3 separate regions of the Homo sapiens genome follow, and all the other regions are linked to region 3. Evidence: read pairs that join two places in POLR2A ChIA-PET (ENCODE). Cell type or tissue: OCI-LY7. All regions are shown on one strand.

The links. ChIA-PET counts read pairs that join two places held together with the same protein. Peaks named below come from ENCODE experiments on the same cell type or tissue, not always from the same donor. Only the 100,000 strongest peaks of a DNase experiment are listed, where the experiment ranks them.
Region 1: POLR2A ChIA-PET joins it to region 3 with 5 read pairs; 1 of 35 experiments calls an interaction of 5 or more read pairs at or near these places.
Region 2: POLR2A ChIA-PET joins it to region 3 with 5 read pairs; 3 of 35 experiments call an interaction of 5 or more read pairs at or near these places.

The regions. Positions count from the first base shown.
Region 1 is chr16:47,477,376-47,485,375 of GRCh38, forward strand. The region is part of intron 1 of PHKB (phosphorylase kinase regulatory subunit beta); the gene reads left to right. Among named protein-coding and RNA genes, the nearest start is that of PHKB, 20 kb to the left of the region's middle. In OCI-LY7, no CTCF peak of the experiment used is centred here; a DNase peak (open chromatin) is centred at 4,476.
Region 2 is chr16:46,871,166-46,879,165 of GRCh38, forward strand. No RefSeq gene overlaps it. Among named protein-coding and RNA genes, the nearest start is that of GPT2, 9.2 kb to the right of the region's middle. In OCI-LY7, no CTCF peak of the experiment used is centred here; no DNase peak of the experiment used is centred here.
Region 3 is chr16:46,738,946-46,746,945 of GRCh38, forward strand. It overlaps MYLK3 (myosin light chain kinase 3), which reads right to left. Exons shown (of 13, transcript NM_182493.3): 2 at 1,112-1,202. Among named protein-coding and RNA genes, the nearest start is that of MYLK3, 5.4 kb to the right of the region's middle. RefSeq lists an enhancer at 4,390-4,439. In OCI-LY7, no CTCF peak of the experiment used is centred here; DNase peaks (open chromatin) are centred at 4,106 and 4,506; H3K4me3 peaks cover 1,353 bases; H3K27ac peaks cover 1,487 bases.

The DNA.
Region 1 (8,000 bases), 740 kb after region 3:
GAATGAATTAATTAATCATGTTCGAAGATTAGTACAGTTTTGGTTCAGAATGAACTTTCCAGCACTATGTGTTGTCTAATAATTTAAACTTTTTACTTGGTGAATAAAATTCAGTTTATTTATTTTCCTGCAGGTTTTGAATAAGAACATATTTTCATAGTAAAAAAAAGTCTTCTACTGGTCAAGTCCGAAAAGTTTCAAAATTCAGACTCATAAAATAAATGTAATAAATATAACAAAATACTGACCTAGGTTTATAATAGCTTTATGACGTGGTGAGGGCACTTTTGATTTTTCTATTAAACTGTGGACAGCATCTCCAAGGCCAAACTACATGGCTCTGACTGCTTTTACCCCTTGTATACAAACTTTGAGCTATCTCTGTGTACTGATTTTTTCTTTCCCTGAAGAGAAAATGGAAGAAATCACATAGATTATTCATCTACATTGTAATCCAAATGTAAGTCACCAGTAGCATGTTTATTCCTTCATGCATAGGGTGAGTCAGTGCTATTTAATAGGCCTTGTGTGTCATAGTGTGAACTTTACCTAAGATACCGAGGAATTTGAACTTAACCATTTAAATTTCAGGAATATGGTAAAGAAAGAGAAAATTATATACTTTTAAATAAAATAGAGAAAAGCTTCCTAAATCTTGCCATCTAGAGTAAGTTTCAGAATAAGAAGTGATATAACATCTATTTCTGGAAAAGTCTTGAACATAGTGCTAAATAATGCACTAGAGAAAAAAATCTATGTTTTTACCTTAGACCTCTTTAAAGCAGAGTCTAGCAATTATCATGTATTTAATTTACAAGATGAGAGTTATTTTTATTCTTGTGAACTGCAGTTGTCTTCAACTAATATGGTATTGAAATGGAAATAGAAAGAAGTGAAATCTAGGTAAAGGACAGATGCGTCAAGTAACATGACAGCTGAAATGGTTCATTTACATGGCTGACATGGACAGAGTGCAGCGACCAATACCAGAATTGCTTAGAAACCCCTTCATATTTTGGGGAAAATTGTCATTAAAGCAGTATTTCTGATTTAAATGTTACCTTGGAAGCAGGTTATATATTGCTGTGAAATTTTTTTTTTTTTTTTTTTTTGCTTTACCTGAAAAAAAGAAACAAAGCATATTTCAGTGTTTAAATCCTAGGTCTTCCACTTGCTACCAGTGTGACCTTGGTTAAGTTACTAAACCCCATTTAAAAAAAAATCTTTAGAATGATAATGATAGTACCATTATTATTAGGAGAGTTATTGTGAGGATTAAATGAAATCATATGTAAATAGCTCTCAACAGTACTTTGCGTGTGGTAAATGCTCTGATATTGTTAGTTCTTATTAGGATGCTGATAATCATACTATAATGATATTATTCTTAACCTTTTTGAGCTCTTTGGTTAAAATTAAATTTATGTGTTTATATTCATTCTGGCATGTTGCATATTGACAGCACCCACTAAGCATGGTGTTCTGGGCACACTGGTGAATTACAGTAGCATAAAGAAATGACCTTGTCCAGAATAAACAGACCAAAATAATGAATGTATTTTAAAAATATCAGATCCCTGAATAGAGTCTGGAGATCTTGTTTTTGGTGTTGGTTTTATGCTTAACAAGCTCTGCATCCTTGAGCAAGTTGTGAATTCCTTCCACGAAATAAGGGACTTAGACCAGATACTTGTTAATATTTTTTTCTGCTTCAAAATATTATGGCACTCAATCATTGACTGTCGGGGGAGTTAGGGGAAAGTACTTATACGGTTTTAGGGCCGAGGCTGGATGATTTCAAGGTAGATCTTACAAGGTGGAGAACTGATTGTGATTGTGAGAGTTGAGCTGATGAGATAATAGCTTTGGATTTGTCAGTACGGTGATGCAAAGATCTTAAAGCAAGCTTTGATGAACAAGATGTTAGTTTTGATATTTAAGCTGTTTTAGTTGGTTCATGATCTTACTTTCTAGGGATTGTAGAGCTAGATTTTCCTAAGACAACAAAGCTGCTGTCTAATTTTGATCTCTGGCATCTTCAACATCTCACACCCTCTCTTCTTCCCTCCCCTCTTCTCTCTCATTTTTTTTTTTTTCGCAAGATAGTAGTACTATCACTGTAGAGCCTTGGATCTAATTAAATTCAGATCCAGTTAAGCGGGTTTGGGATAGGGCCTGAGAAACTGCTATTCTAACAAGCTCCCAGGTGAGGCCCTTGCTGCCTGTGGATGGCCTGCACTTTGAAGAGCAGAAGTCTATCTACAGCATCATATTTGTTGAGCAGCAGTCCTTTGTGCCATCTTCATCTCTTCTTTGTCTTCTAATTCAGATTGCAGATCTTGGGCTCTGAATTAAGCATCCTCATATTCCAAACTTGAACTTAGTCTTTGAATAAATATGTCATTATCTGCATCCCTGATTCCCACTGGGCATAACCCCACAGTTCCTGGGTGTGATCCATGGCTGTTTTTGCAGCTTCCTTTCACTGGTATGGCACTCTGCTTCTGTCAGTTTGCTGGTGTACTCCAGGTTCTGACTTCTGGCCTGGATTTACCTGGCCCAGATCCTTTTACTCATCTGAACCCACTTCAGGGTTCCATGTTGAGGCCATTGCTGTACATTGCTATAAACGTTAAAATTTCCAACTGTTGCTCTTGGAAATGAGTATATATATATACATCTCCTGTCTCATCTGTTTATCGTTCATGACTACAGTAATTAGTGATCCCTTCTGTGTCCTGAGGATCATGTAGTTCTCCTTTCAGTAGGGAGCTCTGCTTCAGGATGTAATGACTGCCTCCATTTTCAGAGAGTTGCCTAACCAATTGAATGGAAATCAGAGGTATAACTGGTTAGCACTAGAAGTTAAGCTGATTTCCGCCCGAGTCCAGTTTATTTTTCCACATGTGTATCTTTGAGAAACTGATGTGCTAATTGCTTAAAGGTCTTTGTGGAGGCTCTTTCTGATGCTGGTGGGATTGGGTTCCTTCCAGCCTCTTTCATATTTCATGCAGCTTATAATTTAAAAGAGAACAATAGTATTAAACACTGGCTTTAGAAGTTCTTTTTTTCCTAAGTATCCTTGTAAGATTCAACAATATTATGGAATGACCGTAAAAATAGTGGTAGGTGCTTCAAGAAATATAATTTTCTTTGAAAAGTAGAGGAAACAGCAAACAGTCTTCAAACTAACTACAAAAAACTGACAAGTTCAAGGCTGATTTCCATTGTAGTTTCATGTTACAGAAGTAGTTTAGTTTCATTTGCTGTAGTATAAGCTGAGTACCTTCAATATCCATTGTCATAACTCCAGTTTTCATTTCAATTTTTTGCTGCAATAAAATTCTTATAACTAAATTATAATGCAAATTAAAGTACTGCAAAATTTTAATAGACGTAATGTTCACCCATAGTCACATTCTTTCAGTTTCGTATTACATAAAAAACTAATAGTCCATAAAAATATGGTAAAGTTAAGCTACACTTAGAATAGACATGAAAAAAATTTTAAGCCAAACTAGATGGTCTGAATAGCATATTGAATGATGAATTAGAACTTAAAGAATGCCTATTATAGCTTTCCAGTTCTGTAATTTTAAATGTATTTATTAGAAAGTAGATTAATTTACATTTTGATGTCTTCATTATAATGTGGATGTGACAACTTCGTACTCATTTTATACTTCTCTATGAGATATTTGGTTCCTCTCCCAAGGGTCGTGAGTTTGCTTTGTCTCCCACAGAGACAGCATGGTTTTCTGGGATGTTTGACAACTAGCTTTAGTTAGGCATGACGGTTGTTAGTGACTTTTCGTGAAATTAAGGTTAGCTCTGAATAGTCATGCTTCAGAAATGATCATTCATTTTGGTTATGAAATTTTTCTTGAAGACTTATTAGCATCACTCCTGTGTAGCACAGGGTCATATTTTATTGGCGCTTTTATCCCTCATCTGACATAATTAATGCTCTTCCCTCTGGCATGGTTAGAAAAAGTGGTAATCTTGGTTTTCTGCAGCTCCTGCTCATAATCACTAAACTACCCATTGCAGCCCAAGGCTGCTTTAACTTCACATTATTTCACTTAGTTGTCTTTTTCTGTTTTTAAAAATTACTGATTATTTAATTTGCTGATTTAAAAATCATTATGTGGGTCATCCATTCTTGGATTGATCAAGAGGATTCTGACATTAACCTGACAAAGCCAATTAATCCAGAAACCATTGGTTTCCCACATTGTGCCCCAGTCCTGTCCTAAGTGCTGAAGTAGATGACAAAATTTAAGGCAAAGAAGAGAAGACAATTCGTATTTAATATGCACTGTGTGTTGCTTTATTTAAAATATTTCACTTAAGCCTCACAACATCCCTGTGAGGTTATATAATTTTCTCCACTTTTCAGATGAGAAGACCTAGCTCAGAGAGAGCCCAGGTCTTGAAAGTTACAAAGTGATACAGCTGTGATTGCAGCCCAGTTCTTCCTGTTTTCAAAACGCTTGTTGTTTCCATGACCTTTTAGCTATGAAGACCTTCCATGACCTTTTAGCTATGAAGACCTTCTGTGACCTTTTAGCTATGAAGACGTTCTCCCCTCCAGCAGTTTGTTGATACTCTGAGGGCTGGGGTAGGGGAAGGCAGTTTCTCTCTTTTACTTGATTTAACATTGGGTTTAACCTTATTCACTAAAGAATGAAAGCTGGCTTGTGAAAAATGTGGCTTGGATTCCGTATGAGAAAGTTTGGTCAGTTAACGATTATACTATAGGTAGGTCTTTGCAAGGCACTTCCTTAGACGGATTCTCAGGACAGCATTGGAGCAAATCACTGAAGTCTAGGGGTTGTACGTAAGTATAGTGTGGGAAAGGCTAATGCCATCTCTTCCTTGTTTCACTTAGCCAATAAACAAAACTTCAGTGTGTTTCTATTGGAAGAAAATTAACTAGCATTCATTACCTACAAACTCTGTACTGTCCTTCAGAAGTATATCTAGTTTTATTCTGGTTTTTATTTACAGTCAGCTTACTTTGCTAATTTATAGTTTATTGTGTTTTTTCCTGCTAACATTCAAGACTTCCCATATTCATTTTAATTATACAGATTATAATTTCTATACAATTTCTAATTGTAGTAGTAACATTCACATTAAATGTACTGCTGAATTTTGCCAAGACAAGAATATAGAACAGGCTTCATCAAAGTGTAAATGAGAAGTGGAAATGGTTTGGGTCTATTTTTCAAAATGCTGAATGACTTGAAAGTATTACTTCTGTACGACTTGCGTAGAATAATGTATGACACAATAAAATGCCTAATATAACATCTTTATCAGTATAATAACAAGACATAATACAATTAATTTTTTTTTTGAGATAGGTTCTGACTTTATCACCCAGGCTAGAGTGCAGTGGCAGTGATCTCCGCTCACTGCAACCTCTGCCTCCTGGGCTCAAGCGATTCTCCCACCTCAGCCTCCCATGTAACTGGGATTGCAGGCACACACCACCATGCCTGACTAAATTTTGTATTTTTAGGAGAGATGGGGTTTTGCCATGTTGTCCAGGCTGGTCTGGAGTTCCTGGGTTTAAATGACCCACCCACCTTGGCCTCCCAAAGTACTGAGATTATAGGTGTGAACCACCATGCCTGGCCTATTAAATAATTTCTTTTTTTTTTTTTTTTTTTTTGGAGACAGAGTCTCATTCTGTCACCCTGGCTGGAGTGCAGTGGCGTGATCTCAGCTCACTGCAACCTCCACCTCCTGGGTTCAAGCGATTCTCATGCCTCAGCCTCCCGAGTAGCTGGGATTACAGGCGCCCACCACCACACCCAGCTAAGCTTTGTATTTTTTGTATTTTTAGTAGAGACGCGGTTTCACTATGTTGGCCATGCTGGTCTCAAACTCCTGACCTCAGGTGATCCACCTGCCTCGGCCTCCCAAAGTACTGGTATTATGGGTGTGAGCCACCACACCTGGCTCTTTCTGTAAAGATTTAAAGTAGTATATAGTGAAGTTCTTTTCCCCTCCATATAATTCAGTTAATATGGTGAACTAAGACTCTGTCATTTAAGCCTTAGAAGTTTGGAATTTTAAATTTTTACTTGTAGTATAAGTATGAAATAATGACCCTGAGTTTCTCTTGAGAAATCTTATTATGTGTTCAGATTAGTATTATTCTCTATAAAGTGATCCACTTGTAAGGCTACATACGTTTATTCTAGTGGTGCTGCCATTGGTCAAATCGTTTTTTAATCATCTTTTTATATCATTCCCATCTCCGTTTATAAGCAATAGAATAACAGAACATAAGAGAATAGAATAGAACACACTCAATAGAAGAGAACAATGAATTACCTTATAGTTATAGTTAAGGTTATTGATGAGTGAGTCTTCACTTCATCTGCACTGATTCGTCACCTTATTCATTGTGGCTGAGTCACAGTAACTTTTGGTAAGGTTTAGACATCAGAGTATAGTAATTTCATTTTGTTAGTAAATACTTATTAAGCACTCACTATGTGCCAGGCACTGTTGGCACTGGGGTTACTTTGGTGAATAAAACAATTGCCATTTATAACATTAAATAACCACTTCTAAATGCATTTGTTTCCTAAAAAGGAGTTCCAAAACTTTATAGAAAGATTAGAATTGTCAGAATACAGCTCTGACCTCACAGAAATCATACAAAATCATAGTATATTATGGGAAGGTAGTATAAATAAGAAAGGAAAATGAAATAGCTAGTTGAGTGATTGCTATTCATAAGGTCAACACATGAAACATCAACCAGGTTTAATATCCTGAAATAGATTTTATAGGCCATGTTCTTTCTCTAAAGGTCACTGGAAGAACTTAATACCTTTTTATTAAAAATAAAATGGGAATGGTGGAATGGGCTTTTCACATATTATTTGGATAAGTTGAATAGGCAAATTTTGCTTCCTTTTTATGAAGTTATATTATTTCATATTTGCCATTTCTTATTTTACATGTGAAATATGTTTCTTACCCACCTTGCTATCCATCATGGAGAAACGTAGACTCTAAATCTTGAGGGTTCAAATGAAGTATAATAATAAATAGGAGTTGTTAAATAAAAGTATGTATATATGTATGTATGCATATACAAATAATTTTGGAGCAATCTCCTGTTTAAAGCAGAAAGTGAAAGCAAGGATTAAAGGCTCAATGCTTCTCAGTGAAGCATTTTTTTTGGTGAGGTTTCATAGTATAAGGAAAAGTGCACATGTACAGTTTGTCTTCACAGAGCCCTGTTTTCAAATTCAGACTGCCATTTAATAACTTCTCTGTGCCTCCATGTGGTATGACAAAGCCATTGTCATTTATTTATCTAGAGATACCAGTCTCACAGCTTTGTCAGGATGATGGGATGGAATAATGTATATAAACTATCTTGTGCAATGCATAAGTAGTTAGGCATTCAAATTTCCTTTTTCCATTTAAAAAATTGCACAAGTAGTAAATGCATATAATATTTTCATATAGCATTTTTACAATCAGAACTATAAAGAATAAAAATCACACTCCTTTCCCTAGTGGTAATCATTTTTAACAATGTGGTGTGTATCCTTCTAGGCATTTTAAAGTACTTAGTTATCTATATATGCATGTACATTTCAAATGTTATACATATATAGTTATTGTTGCTTAGCTTTTCAACACCTAGGATCATGCTAAACATCTTTTCTTCTGTAACATTACTTTTCCACACTGTATTTAGTCTTTCATAATCATATAGAACTACCTTATTCCTTAAACTGTCTTAACATACTTCATTGAATGAAGGTGTCATAATTTATTTATTTATTCCTCCATTGAGAGCACATTTATTCCATAATATTTTAAATTTCGGTGTATGGTGGAACTGTGCAGAAAATAAATCATGGTTTAAGTTTTGTTTCTTTTGTTCTCAAAGAGATATCAGTCATCTTGAAGATGCTCACAGTGCTGAATCTATGTATAGTATATTCAAATCTTTTTAACTA
Region 2 (8,000 bases), 130 kb after region 3:
CAGCTAGATGAACACATCCAGCTCATCCCCAGCTTATGAGCTGGCACTTTTCTTTGCACTTGTAGGGAAGGAGCCTGTGGCCAGCAGCCCCTGGCCTCATCTGTCTGGGGCTTGCTTGCATCACTGCCGTATCATCTATCACAAACAGTCCTCAAAAGCCTATCCTTGGCTGGGTGTGGTGGCTCATGCCTGTAACCCCAGCACTTTGGGAGGGTGAGGCAGGCCAATTACCTAAGGTCGGGAGATCAAGACCAGTCTGACCAACATGGAGAAACCCCGTCTCTACTAAAAATACAAAATTAGCCAGGTGTGGTGGCTCATGCCTGTAATCCCGGTTACTCAGGAGGCTGAGGCAGGAGAATTGCTTGGACCAGGGAGGTAGAGGTTGCAATGAGCCGAGAAAACACCATTGCACTCCAGCCTGGGCAACAAGAGCGAAACTCTGTCTCAAAAAAAAAAAAGCCTATCCTCCTCTCCTGTCCTGGAATCTGGCTCTATGTTGGCCCCTTTCAGCCACGCTGGGACGCAGGGCACCAAGTCCCTAGTCTGCACACAGCACGGGGACCCTGGGCCTGGCCCACCAAACCATTTTCTCCTAGCCCTCCGGGCCTGTGATGGGAGGGGCTTCCATGAAGGCCTCTGACATGCCCTGGAGACATGTTCCGCATTGTCTTGGGGGTTAACGTTTGGCTCCTACTTACTTATGCAAATTTCTGCAGCCGGCTTGAATTTCTCCTTGGAAAATGGGTTTTTCTTTTCTATTACATGGTCACTGCAAATTTTCCAAACTTGAATGCTCTGCTTCCACTATAAAACTGAATGCCTTTAACAGAACCCATCTCACTTCTTGAATGCTTTGCTGCTTAGAAAATTCTTCTGCCAGATACCCTAAATCATCTCTCTTTGGAGTTCAAAGTTCCACAAATCTCTAGGGCAGGGGCAAAATGCCGCCAGTCTCTTTGCTAAAACATAACGAGAGTCACCTTTGCTCCAGTTCCCAACAAGTTTCTCATCTCCATCTGAGACCACCTCAGCCTGGACCTTATTGTCCATATTGCTATCAGGCTTTTGGTCAAAGCCATTCAACAAGTTTCTAGGAAGCTCCAAACTTTCCCACATTTTCCTTTCTTCTTCTGAGCCCTCCAAACTGTTCCAACCTCTGCCTGTTACCCAGTTCCGAAGTTGCTTTCACATTTTCGGGTATCTTTTCAGCAACGCCCCACTCTACTGGTACCAATTTACTGTATTAGTCCATTTTCATGCTGCTGATAAAGACATACCTGAGACTGGGAAGAAAAGTAAGTTGTTTTTTTTTTTTGAGACGGAGTGTTTCTCTTTTGCAAAGTAAAAATATGGTATTATAATCTTATGAGATCACCATTGTATACATGCTCTGTCATTGAAACGTTGTTATATGGCACACAATTGTATGTAAGGTGCTGAAAGAGAAAACCTGTCACTGATAATTCTACACCCAGCAAAACTGTTCTTCAAAAACAAAGAAGAGACTGGGCACAGTAACTCACACGTGTAATCCCAGCATTTTGGGAGACTGAGGCAGGTGGATTACTTGAGCCCAGGAGTTCAAGACCAGCTTGGACAACATGGTGAGACACCGTCTCTAAAAAATAATAATAATAATTGGCCGGATACAGTGGCTCACGCCTGTAATCCCAGCACTTTGGGAGGCCAAGGTGGGCGGATCACCTGAGGTCAGGACGAGACCAGCCTGGACAACATGATGAAACCCTGTCTCTGCTGAAAATACAAAAAATTAGCCAGGCGTGGTAGCAGATGCCTGTAATCCCAGCTAATCGGGAGGCTGAAGCAGGAGAATCGCTTGAATTTGGGAGAGCCGAGATCGCACCACTGGGCGACAGAGTGAGACTTTGTCTCAAAAATAAATAAATAAATAAATAAATAATAATATTAAAAATGAAACACAAAGGAGAAAATAGACATTTCTAAATAAACAAAAGCTGAGGAAATTTGTTATCACTAGACTCACCCTACAAGAAATGCTAAAGGGAATCCTTCAAGTTGAAATGCGATGACACCAGACAGTAACTCAAAGCCACATGAAAATATAAATTTCCATAGCAAAGGTAAATAGACAAATATGAAAACCAGTATTACTGTAATTTCTGTTTGTAACTATACTTAGGGGATGCTGAACACATCAATGTAGTGGGAGGGTGGCATGCTCAAGAGAGGGCATGGAAGCTCTGTGCCCCTCCCAGCCTCCCACGCCTTGTTCTTTGGCTGTTCTTGTTTTATTCTTTAAAACAAAACTGTAATAATGATTATAGCACTTTCCTGAGTTGTGTGAGTAATTCTAGTGAATTATTGAATACAGGGGGTAAGTCATGGGAACTCCCGAATTTTTAACCAGCTGGGCAGAAGTGTGGGTGCCCTGGGGACCCCACTTGTGGCTGGTGTCTGAAGTGGGGGCAGTCTTGTGAGACTGAGCACTGAACCCATGGAGTCCTAAGTTCAAGTCTTAGCTTTGCCACCCTAGCTATGTGATTTTTTTTTTTTTTTTTTTTTTTTTTTGCTCTGTTGCCCAGGCTGAAGTACAGTGGCATGATCACAGCTCACTGCAGCTTCGGCCTCCCAGGCTCAAGGGTATCCTCCCACCTCAGGCCCCTAAGAAGCTGGGACCACAAGTGTATGCCATCATGTCGGCTAATTTTTTTATGTTTTGGTAGAGATGAGGTCTTGCTATGTTGCCCATGCTGGTCTCGAACTCCTGGGCTCAAGCCTCCCAAAGTGCTGGGATTACAGACATGAGCCACTGTGCCCAGTCTAGCTATGTAATCTTGATAAGTAGCCCAACCTCTCTGAACATCAGTTTTCCTATCTGTATAATGGCGATAACGGTGGTATGTCATAGGGTTCTTCTAAGGCATCTATGAGATGATGCATTAAAGCACTTGGGGCAGTATCCAGCACATTAAAAATATCCAATAAGGCTGGGTGTGGTGGCTCAATGCCTGTATATAATCCCAGCACTTTGGGAGGCCGAGGAGGGTGGACCACTTGAGGTCAGGAGTTTGAGACCAGCCTGGCCAACATGGCGAGACTCCATCTCTGCTAAAAATACCAAAATTAGCCAGGCATGGTGTCAGGGCACCTGTAATCCCAGCTACTTGGGAGGCTGAGACACAAGAATCGCTTCAGGCCGGGCGCGGTGGCTCACGCCTGTAATCCCAGCACTTTGGGAGGCCGAGACGGGCGGATCACGAGGTCAGGAGATGGAGACCATCCTGGCAAACAAGGTGAAACCCCATCTCTACTAAAAATACAAAAAAATTAGCCAGGCGTCGTGGCAGGCGCCTGTAGTCCTAGCTACTCGGGAGGCTGAGGCAGGAGAATGGCGTGAACCCGGGAGGCGGAGCCTTCAGTGAGCCCAGATTGCGTCACTGCACTCCATCCTGGGCGACAGAGCCAGACTCCATCTCAAACACAAACAAACAAACAAAAGAATCGCTTCAACTGGGGAGGTGGAGGCTGCAGTGAACCAAGATCATGCCATTGCACTCCAGCCTGGGCAACAGAGCACGACTGTCTCAAAAAAAAAAAAAAAAAAGTCCAAAAGTCCAGGTGCAGTGGCTCAATGCCTGTATGTAATCCCAGCACTTTGGGAGGCCAAGGCAGGAGGATGGCTTAAAGCTCAGGAGTTTGAGACCAGCCTGGGCAACATGGCAAAACCCCATTTCTATTAAGAAAATATATTTTAAAAGTCTAATAAATATTACCTATAAATGTTATATAATATTATTATTAATAAAGCTGGGGGTGGGATGGAAAGAGAGCATAAGGAGGAATAGCTAATGGATGCTGGGCTTAACACCTAGGTGATGGGTTGATCTGTGCAGCAAACAACCATGGCACATGTTTACCTATATAACAAACCTGCACGTCCTGCACATGTACCCCAGAACTTAAAATAAAAGTTGAAGGAAAAAAAAAAAAAAGAAAGCTTTGTGCCAGGCCTACCTGGTGCTAAACCCAAATCATAGATAATACTCTAGGTAAATAGTTCTGCCCGTTTCTTCTGAAGAATGAATAAGAACTAGAATTCACACTTTAGGAGACTGAGGCGGGAGTATCACTTGAGCCTAGGAGTTTGAAACCAACCTGGGCAACATGGCAAGACCCTGTCTCTAAAAATTAAACATAAAAAATCAGCCAGGTATGGTGGCAAACTCCTATAGTGCCAGCTACTCAGGAGGCTGAGATAGGAGAATTGCTTGGGCCCAGGAGTTCGAGGCTGCAGGGAGCCAGGATCATGTCACTGCTCCAGCCTGGGCAACAGAGCAAGACCCTACCTCTAAAAAAAAACAAAAAATAGAGGCCGGGTGCAGTGGTTCACGCCTGTAATCCCAGCACTTCGGGCAGCCGAGGCGGGTGGATCACGAGGTCAGGAATTCAAGACCAGCCTGGCCAACATGGTGAAACCCTGTCTCTACTAAAAATACAAAAATTAGCTGGATGTGGTGGTGCGTGCCTATAATCCCAGCTACTCAAGAGGCTGAGGCAGGAGAATTGCTTGACCCGGGAGGCGGAGGTTGCAGTGAGCCGAGATCATGCCACTGCACTCCAGCCTAGGCAACAGAGCAAGACTCCATCTAAAACAAAAAGAAAAAGAAAAAAAGAAAGCAAAGAAAAGAAAAGATACCAAAAAAACTAGAATTCAAAAAAATAAAAGTATAGGCCGGGCGCAGTGGCTCACGCCTATAATCCCAGCACTTTGGGAGGCCGAGGTGGGTGGATCACTTAAGGTCAGGAGTTCGAGACCAGCCTGGCCAACATGGTGAAACCCCGTCTCTATTGAAAGAACACAAAAATTAGCTGGGCATGGTGGTGGGCACCTGTAATCCCAACTACTCAGGAGGCTGAGGCAGGAGAATCACCTGACTCCAGGAGGCAGAGGTTGCAATGAGCCGAGATCGCACCATCGCATTCCAACCTGAGCGACACAGTGAGACTGTGTCTCAAAAATAACAAAAACAAAAAGAATAAATGAGAACTACAAAGCATAGGGCTTATGGTATTGTATGATTATTTTTTTCTCCTGTTTCTAGGTCCCAAAACTATTTTGTGAGCTTCTCTAGTTGAAAAATTCTGTGGCTTTATGAAAATATCTAGGAAAACTAGATAAGTAAACCTTTTGGAAATACTGATTTGAGCCATTGCTTAATATTTTGTCTGTGTTTTAGCACATTCAACAGCTGAAATCACTTGAGTTTGCAGATAAGGATTCTATTAGTCCCTTGGGGTGTTTCTGAAATTGTTTCCATATGTCTTCCATGGCGCAAATAAGAGTCCTCAGATCCCTAAAGATCAGGAAGCAAGAAATCAAGGAATATGGAACAACAAACACCCTCTGAATGAAAGGTTTTATTTGCTCATGAAGCTTATACAATTGTTCATTCGCTACAGCTCTTCCAGCCTCTCCTCATTCTCCGAAACCACCTGGATTTGGTTGAGTGCACTGCCAAGACCGAAACGTGCCTGCCAGTGCTTTGAAATGTTATCAATGCAGTACTGAATTGTAAACACCACTTTTGTAAAATGTCTTTACTCAGTTTTAACCTCTGTAAGTTACATAAGAATGTGTCCCTTGTTTGTGTATAGCTTAGCTTAGTATCATAAGTTTATCTTTAATCCACTTTGAACGTCATGGTGAGAGCATTGGGATACATGTGTCCCGGCTATTAGCTCACCTAAACTAATATTTGCTTGTTAGAGGCAATGATTTGCTTCAAGGAGACTCAGAGCAAGTAGGATCTCAACGAAATTTCCCTGACCATCCCCTAAAAACTTGAGCCTGACTTAAATTAAAAAAAAAAAAAAAGAAGGCCGGGCACAGTGGCTCACACCTGTAATCCCAGCACTTTGGGAGGCAAAGGCGGGCGGATCCCTTGAGTCCAGGAGTTCAAGACCAGCCTGGGCAACATGGCAAAAACTTGTCTCTATGTAAAAACAAACAAACAAAAAAAAATGAGGCCTTCATTTAGAAAGAAAAACATGGGCCAGGCGTGGTGGCTCATGCCTGTCATCCCAGCACTTTGGGAGGCTGAGGCGGGCAGATCATGAGGTCAGGAGATCAAGACCATCCTGGCTAACACGATGAAACCCCATCTCTACTAAAAATACAAAAAATTAGCTGGGTGTGTTGGCGGCACCTGTAGTCCCAGCTACTTGGGAGGCTAAGGCAGGAGAATGGCGTGAACCGGGGAGGCGGAGCTTGCAGTAAGCCAAGATTGGGCCACTGCACTCCAGCCTGGGCGACAGAGCGAGACTCCATCTCAAAAAAAAGAAAAACACGAAGGACAAGGATTAAAGCTAACTAAAATGTAGGAGTTGGAGGGAGATTCCAAGCAAATACCCAAATACCTTCTAACACCCCCAGAAACTGCTCAGTCGCCATCTCTGAAAAAGGCCACAAACACTCTAAGATTTACACTCTTTCTCTTTTTAAATTATCTTCCATCACACAGGAAATCCTTATTCATATTATAATATGGTAAGATGTACATAAAATTTTCTATTTTAACTATTTGGGGGTGTACAGTTCAGTGACATTATATACATCCACATTATGCAACCATAACCACTGTTCATCTCCAGAACGTTTTCATGTTGCAAACTGAAACTATGTACTCATTAAACAGTAACTCCCAGCAGGGTGCGGTGGCTCATGCCTGTGATACCAGCACTTTGGGAGGCTGAGGCAGGCGGATCACAAGTTCAGGAGATGGAGACCATCCTGGCTAACATGGTGAAACCCCGTCTCCACTAAAAATACAAAAAATTACCCAGGCATGGTGGCATGCACCTGTAGTCCCATTTACTTCGGACGGAGGAGAATCACTTGAACCCAGGAGGCGGAGGTTGCAGTGAGCCCAGATTGTGCCACTGCACTCCAGCCTGGGCGACAGAGCGAGACTCTGTCTCAAAAAAAAAAACAAAAAAACAAAAAAAAAACACAAGAAACAGTAACTCCCCATTCCGCCTCCCCCCAGCCCTTGGTAACCTCTATTTTAATTTATTATTTATTTACTTTATTTTTGGTAGAGATAGGTTCTTACTATTTTGCCCAGGCTGATATCAAACTCCTGGGCTCAAGGGATCTGTCTGCTGTGGCCTCCCTAAGTGCTGGGATTACAGGTGTGAGTCACCACACCTGGCTGGTAACCTATATTTAAATTTCTGTCTCTATGTATTTGCCTATTCTGGGTACCTCAAATAAGTGGAATCATACATACTTATCCTTTTATATCTGGTGTATTTCACTTTACATAATGTCTTTAAGTTTCATCTGTGTTGTGGTATGTGTCACAATTTCCTTCCTTTTTAAGGCTGATTAATATTTCTTTTTTTTTTTTTTTTTTGAGACAGAGTCTTGCTCTGTCGCCCAGGCTGGAGTGCAGTGGCACAATCTTGGCTCACTGCAACCTCCACCTCCCGAGTTCAAGCAATTCTCCTGCCTCAGCCTCCCGAGTAGCTGGGATTACAGGCATGCGCTACCATGCCTGGCTAATTTTTGTATTTTTAGTAGAGACGAGGTTTCACCATGTTGGCCAGGCTGGTCTTGAACTTCTGACCTCGTGATCCGCCTGCCTCAGCCTCCCAAAGTACTGGTATTACAGGTGTGAGCCACCACATCAGGCCTGACTAATATTTCTTGTGTATATATACCACATTTTGTTCACCCATTCATCTGTCAATGGACATTTGGGTTGTTTCCACCTTTTAGCAGTTGCCATAATGCCATAATGAGCATTAGTTTATAATTATCTGTTCAAGTCTCAGCTTTCAATTCTTTCGTGATATACCCAGAAATGGAATTGCTAGATCATATGACCATTCTAGGTTTCTTTTTTAAAATTTATTTATTATTTTAAAAATTTCTTAAAACGTTGAAAGTACATTAAACAAAAAGAAAAATTAGTTACCAATAATCCCACCACTCAAAGATAACCACCATTAAC
Region 3 (8,000 bases):
TTCTCCTGCCTCAGCCTCCTGAGTAGCTGGGATTACAGGCACATGCCACCATGCCCAGTTAATTTTTGTATTTTTAGTAGAGACAGTATTTCACCATGTTGGCCAGGCTGGTCTCGAACTCCTAACCTCAGCTGATCTGCCCACCTCAGCCTCCCAAAGTGCTGGGATTACAGGTGTGAGCCACCGTGCCCGGCCTCTTATTTTGAAGTAAAAAAAAATTTCATAGTGATGGAGTCTCACTATGTTGCCCAGGCTGGTCTCAAACTCCTGGGCTCAAATGATACTCCTGCCTTGGCCTCCCAAATTGCTAGGATTACAGGAATGGACCATTGCACCTGGCCTCTAGACTTCTCTTAATACGCATTGTTTTGTCTATTTGACTTTGGAACCACATAAATATCATGCAAAATTATACAAGAAAATTAAAGGTTAAGAAAGTAATCCATAAACATTTAAAGCATTTGAGTAACAAGTTGGTGGCATAGCCTGCACAGAAAGGTACTACAGTTGGCCCTTGAGCAACACAGGTTTGAACTGCACGGGTTCACTTAGACGTAGATTTTCTTCCTCCTCTGCCACCAAGACAACAAGACCAACCCCTCACCTTCCTCATCCTCCTCAGCCTACTCAATGTGAAAATGACAAGAATGAAGACCCACTTCCACTGAATGAATAGGGAATATATTTTATCTTCCTTGTGATCACCGTAATAACATTTTCTTTTCTTTAGCTTACTCTAAGAATACCATATTTAACAAGCATGTGTTAATTGCTTATTTATGTTATCAGCAAGACTTCCAGTCAACAGTAGGCTATTAGTAGTTAAATTTTGGAAGATTCAAAAATTATACTTGAATTTTCAACTGTGCAGGAAGTCAGTTCCCCAACCCCGAGGTGTTCAAGGGTCAACTGTATTCCAGGTGGTTTTGAAATGCAGCAATTGACTATGTGTCTCTGGTGGGATATATATGACAAAAAACCCTGCAAAAACAAGAAAAAAAGAAGCTTTGACAGTTGCCCAGGAATCATACTGTGGGCCGTGTTGTTGGGGCCTTTATTCTGAAGCTGTTGTGTCTGCAATGTTAGATAAAGCAAATGGGGTCCCACTCACCTTCCCCAGGCTCCCTGGCATCAGACTGCACCCCACTGGTGCTCAGCACATGCTTTGGTTTTCCTCCCTCTTCTTCCACTCGCTCTTTATTCTAAAATAACAACCATAAAAAATGTCATCATTATCATCAACATTGCCATTCAGGCCACAGACATTTGTTTAGCACCTCCCCCTTGTTTAAGATAAGGGCATTTAGATTACTTCACACAGTCTCACAGTAACATTGGAGAGTAGATACTGCAATTATCACTTTAGAGAGAAGGACACTGAGGCCTTCCCAACGTCATAAAATTTAAAAGAGGAGGCGCCCAGCTTCACACCCAGAACCACCTCCTTTTCCAGGGCTTCACCATATTCCCCATAAGGGATGAACCCAGCCCCCGATACAGGGTTCAAAATAGGCTGGACCCCAAAGGACTTAGACTACAGATGCAAAATAATCATTTAAAAATATATACATAAATATATATATATACATACATATATATATATATATTTTTTTTTTTTTTTTTTGAGACAAGGTCTTGCTCTGTCATCCAGGCTGCAGTGCAGTGGCACAATCTCGGCTCACTGCAACCGCTGCCTCCCAGGTTCAAACGACCCTCCCAGTTCAGCCTCCCGAGTAGCTGGGACTACAGGCATGGGCCAACATGCCCGGCTAATTTTTGTATTTTTAGTAGAGACAGGGTTTCACCATGTTGGCCAGGCTGGTCTCAAGCTCCTGGACTCAAGCTACTCTCCCTCCTCAGCCTCCCAAAGTGCTGGGATTACAGATGTGAGCTACCACGCCCGGCCAGAGATGGAAAATAATCTCAATATGCCAACCCAGATCAACTGGTCATGGCTACTACAGCATTGGTTTCGGTTGAATTCTGAAGTCAAATCCATGCTTAGGGGGAAACAGTGCCAAGGTCAATTAGTAATGTGTGCCTGGGAGCTGGGTTGGGGGATCCCATGGTCACCTCTTTACAGTGTAGCAGTGTAGCCAGGGGCATGGACTCTGGAGCCAGCCATGCTGGGTTTGAACCCCACCTTCACCACTTGGCCAAGATCCTTAAATTCTCTGCATCTCACTTTCCTCATCTGTAAAATGGGGATAATCATGTTATCAGCCTTGTAGAGTCAGTAGGAGGATTTGGGAGTAATGTGCAAATGTCCTAGAAGTGTGCCCAGCACATAGTGGGTGCTCAATAGCTCTGCTAATTTTGTCCTGCCAGGAACCAAGAGCTATCAGTGTTAAATGAGCCCAGTGTAAGGAACTGGCCCAGAGAAGCTCTCAGAAGCTTTTCCTTAAATCCAAAGGGTCCACACCAGACCAGTGCCTGGCCTGCCCATGCTTTCACCCATAAAACAGCCCAGAGCCATCAGTATGCTTAGTTAGTCCACACTCAAGCAAATATTTCCAGATGGTCTGACCTCTTGCAAGAGCATGGTGCTTCTGGGGTTTGGACCCTTCCGTGAAGTCCCTAAGATGAATCCTGGCACATGTTACAGCAGCAGTGCCAGCCACAGCCCAGAGCCTTGCTGGGCCCCCAGGCATAAGGCACTCACCAGTCTCCGGGCTTCTGTGGCCAAGGCAAGAGAGGCCGCTGTATCAGTGAGTGCCTTACACCTGGGGGCCCAGCCAGGGCCTTCCCCTGCCTTGCCACAGAAGCCCTTAATTAGAAGCCCAGAGGCCAAAAACAGCTCAGGACATATTTTGTTGGGCTTGCAATTTTTTTTTTTTTTTTTTGAGACAGAGTCTCGCTCTGTTGTCCAGCCTGGAGTGCAGTGGTTGGATCCCAGCTCACTGCAGCCTCGACCTTCCAGGATTAAGTGATCCTCTCACCTCAGCCTCACGAGTAGCTGGGACTACAGGCACGTGCCACCACCTCCAGCTAATTGTTGGTTGATGTTGTTTTATAGAGACAAGGTACTCACTTTGTTACCCAGGTTTAAATTTTTCAATTTATTCCCAACTTTTAAAATCTATGAGATTTTTACAGTCAGGATCCATTTTGGGGTGACAGAATTGTTTCCCATTTTTATTGTGGTGATGGTGACATGGATGGAAACATTTGTGGAGCTATATATTTGAAATGTGCATAGTTTGTGTGTATGTGCAGTTTATTATATGTAAATTATACCATCATAATTATTATGTAATTACTATACCTTAATAAACTCACTAGAAAAAAAAAAATCTAAGTTCCCAGCTTTTCTTTAAAAATCTGAGGATGGCGGGGCGTGGTAGCTCACGCCTGTAATCCCAGCACTTTGGGAGGCCGAGGAGGGTGTATCACATGAGGTCAGGAGTTCAAGACCAGCCTGGCCAACAGGGTGAAACCCTGTCTCTACAAAAATACAAAAATTAGCCAGGCGTGGTGACAGGCACCTGTAATCCCAGCAAAAACACACACACACACACACACACACACACACACACACACACACACAGAAAAAAACCTGAAGATCTGGCAACTCTAGGCCAAGATGGCAAAACTCGGCTAGGGCAGTCCCCTCTAAGCAGGGCACCACAGCTGTCCCAAATGTCTCCCCAACCCTAAGGTGGTGGTTCCACTGTTTGTCTACATCATGCCCCTCCTCTCAGTTACTACCTGCTCATTATTTTGCGATTCCAGGACACCAAGCTTTGACCTCTGAACAGTAAGGACATAGCACATGGAGAACACACAGCCCAGCACCGGCGTGGGGGAGGCACTTCATCAAAACTGCTCACTGCCGCTGTCACCATGATCACCAGCGTCATCAATGTGGCCCAGATCCCCTGCTCGGCAGACAGCTCCCCCTTATCCTTCTGCAGGCTCTGTCCTGCTGCCCCCGGAGCTGGGGGAACTGGAGGCATGAAACAGACCTCCTCCTCTTTTACCCACTGGCAGAAAGGGACTTGGACAGACTGTCCTTTGGCAGACCTTGTTGGGCTCAAACTGTCCTCTCCTTCCCTTATCTTTAGGGTAGGCAGGCGCATGCGTACGCACCCCCCACCCCCAGCTGGGTGCTGTCTTCAGGGCTCAGCCTTCTAGTCCCTGCCGTTTCTGTGCTTCCTCACACACCATTCTAGAAGACTGGTGCCTCTGAACACATATGCCTGGGGCTGTTTTCCAGGAGACCGCACCTGGCTTCCAGGGATCATCGAATTCACTGCTGGAACCAAATGAAGTGCTGCTGGGGACTTCTGAAGATCTCAGGAGGACCTTCAAAAAGTCCTGGCACAATTTTCAAATTTAACCGCCAGTTGCTAGGATTTAATTCCATTCCACAGATGGTTGCCATGCCCCACTCTCCCAGGAAACACAGTCCCCAAGAAGCCTCCATAATGCACGGCGTTCAGCACTGACGATGTGTTTAGCAGCTGTGGCTGTGTCTCAGTTCACCGCTCATTCTCTGAGCCCTTCCTGCAAGACCTGCCCTGGCCTCAGAACACGGAGGGAAGCAGAGGCTTCCTGTCAATGGGCCAATCAGCAGCCGACAGCCTGATGGGGAGCCTGGACCAAACCTAAAGACATTCCTAACATGTTTATTAAACGCCAGGACCAGAGGAGAAATCTAGCAAGTTCCAGTGGGGCAGGACAGACGGGAAATGGCACAAGAACTCAGAAAAGAGGAAGCTCTATGACTTCCCTTACCCAGAAATGCCTTCATGCAACACGTATAACAGCTAATTTCATTAATACATGAAGTGCTCTTACAAATCAATAAGAAAAAGGCAAAAAAACAAAATAGGAAAGAGGGGGAAAAGATATGAGCAGGCAGTTCACAGAAAATACAAAAGGTTTCAAACCTGTGAGTGATGTTCAGTCCTCTAGTAAAATAAATATAAATCAAAACTATGAGACATAAACCAAAACTAGCTTTGGTTATATTTGAAATTTTCCATAATAAAAACCTAAAATTTTTTCATAAGTTCAAAAGGTTAGCTTTAAGAGACATATAAATAATTGTCTTATCTGGGTCTGATACAAATAAACTGTAAATTTTATTTTATTTTATTTTTGTGAGATGGAGTCTCGCTGTCACCCAGGCTGGAGTGCAGTGGTGCAGTCTTGGCTCACTGCAACCTCCGCCTCCCGGGTTCAAGTGATTCTTCTGCCTCAGCCTCCCGGGTAGCTAGGACTACAAGTGCACGCCACCATGCCCGGCTAATTTTTGTATTTTTAGTAGAGACGGGGGTTTCACCATATTGGCCAGACTAGTCTCGAACTCCTGACCTCGTGATCTGCCCACCTTGGCCTCCCAAAATGCTGGAATTACAGGCGTGAGCCACCACACCCAGCTTTTTTTTTTTTTTTTTTTTTTTTTTAAGATGGTGTTTTTGCTCTTATTGCCCAGGCTGCAGTATGGTGGTGCAATCTTGGCTCACTGCAACCTCCAACCTCCTGGGTTCAAGCAATTCTCCTGCCTCAGCCTCCCAAGTAGCTGGCATTACAGGTATGCGCCACCATGCCCAGCTAATTTTTGTATTTCTATTAAAGACAGGGTTTCAGCATGTTGGCCAGGCTGGTCTCGAACTCCTGACCTCAGGTGATCCCCCCACCTCGGCCTCCCAAAGTGCTGGGATTACAGGCTTGAGCCACCTCGCCCAGCCTAAAATATTTTTAAAGTATAAGATAATCAGGGAAATTTGAACACTGAACTTCAGTAACACTAAAAAGTTATCATTTGGCCCAGTGCAGTGGCTCGTGCCTATAATCCCAACACTTCGGGAGGCTGAGGCAGGAGGATTGCTTGAGCCCAGGAGTTCAAGACCAGCCTGGGCAATGTAGTAAGACCCTGTCTCTAAATAAAAATAAATAAACAAAGTTATTCACTTTTTTAGGTGTGATGATAGTATCAAGATTATGTTTTTTAAAAGAGCCCTTATCTTTTTGCTATAAATGCTAAAACATTTATGAAAGAAATGATCCAACATCTCAGATTTCCTTAAAATAATCTGAAGGGGGAAGTGGGTGGGGAAAAGAGAAAAAAAAAAACATGCACAATAATTTCCCGTTTTCATTCACCAGAAAGGCAAAGAATCAAAAGCATTCCCACACCTTGATGGTAGGAGACTGATTTGGAGTAACTTCTTTGAAGGCTGACTTGCCTTTATCTGTATAAATTTACCATTTGGCTTGGTATTTCCACTGCCAGGAGTGTAACATGCAGATAAACTCACACTTGTGTTCAGTGACATACATCTATGGATATTCACTGCATCTTTATTTATAGTTGCTAAAAATAAGAAACAACAGAAACAAACGAGGATCTGGGCTGGTTAACAACTGAAGACACAGCCCCCAAAGGGAGTACCCAGATATATTCATAACGATATGAACATCAATCAATGCCCAAAATATATTAAGTAAAAAATTAGAAATCGGGGCCAGGACAATGTGAATAACATTTGAATTAAAATAAAACAATTCTGCCAGGAGCGGTAACTCACACCTGTAATCCCAGCACTTTGGGAGGCCAAAGCAGGCAGATCACTTGAGGTCAGGAGCTCAAGACCAGCCTGGCCAACATGGTGAAACCCCATCTCTACTAAAAATACAAAAAAATTAGCCGGGCATGGTGGAGGGCGTCTGTAATCCCAGCTATTCAGGAGGCTGAGACAGGAGAATCGCTTGAACCCAGGAGGTGGAGATTGCAGTCAGTCGAGATCGCGCCATTGAACTCCAGGGGTGACAGAGTGAAGCTCCGTCTCAAAAACAAACAAAAACAACAAAGCAGTTCTGGTGCTACAGATTGTGGGAAAAACAAAACAAAACAAAAGGGTGCTGTGGATACCAAACAAAAGGGTGCTCCAGATAGAGGCTTGTAGACACAGCCTCTATCTGGAAGGATTCAAAGGAACTCAGAATCCACGCTTGCCTAGGGGGCCAGGGTATTGGTGTTCTGGGGCCTGGGGGATGGAATAGGAAGGAGATGTATGCTCTTTACTCTACATGATTTTTTTTACTATGTGCATATTAATTTTGTTAAAGCTATTGATTAGATCTATTTTATTATTTACAGTCGTGACTCTGTATGTGCCAGGGATTGGTTCCCGGGCCCCCTCCACAGCAAAATCTATGGCTGCTCAAGTCCCTGATATAAAATGTCATGGTATTTGCATGTAACCTACACACACCCTCCCATACACTTTAAATCACCTCTAGATTACTTATAATACCTAATAAAATGTAGATGCTATATGAGAAGTTGTTATACTATTGTATAACAACTGTATTATTATTTAGAGAATAATGACAAGAAAGAAAAACCTGTACATGCTCAGTACGGACACACCATCATAGGACTAAGTACATTTTGATCCGAGATTTGATTGAATCTGCAGATGTAGAACCCACAAATATGGAGGGCTGACTATAATTAAATTAAATTTCTTTATTTTTTTTAAGAGACAGGGCCTCACTCTGTGGCCCAGGCTGGAGTGCACTGGCACAAACATAGCTCACCGAAGCCTCCATTTCCAGGACTCAAACAATTCTCCCACCTTAGCCTCCCGAGTAGCTAGGACTACAGGTTTGTGCCACAATGCCTGGTAAATTTATTTATTTATTTTTTGTAGAGACGGGGTCTTCCTATGTTGCCTAGGCTGGTCTCAAACTCTTGGCCTCAAGCAATCCTCCCACCTCGGCCTCCCAAAGCACTAGGATTACAGGCATCAGCCACTGCACCCAGCATAATTTTATTTTTTAAAGCCGGGCTTTGTTAGGGTCACACTGCCCTGCAGGCCAAGTCCTCAGAAAAGGCACGGTGCAGACAGCGGGGGCTAGGGAGAGGGGCAGCTCTGAAGGAGCTGCAGGGCAGGGAGGGGAAGGGGCAGCAGGGGAGCTCTGGCCTGGTGCGGGGAGGGGAGGCATGCTCCTGTCCTCGGCAGGCAGCCGACACAGAGTCAAGCACG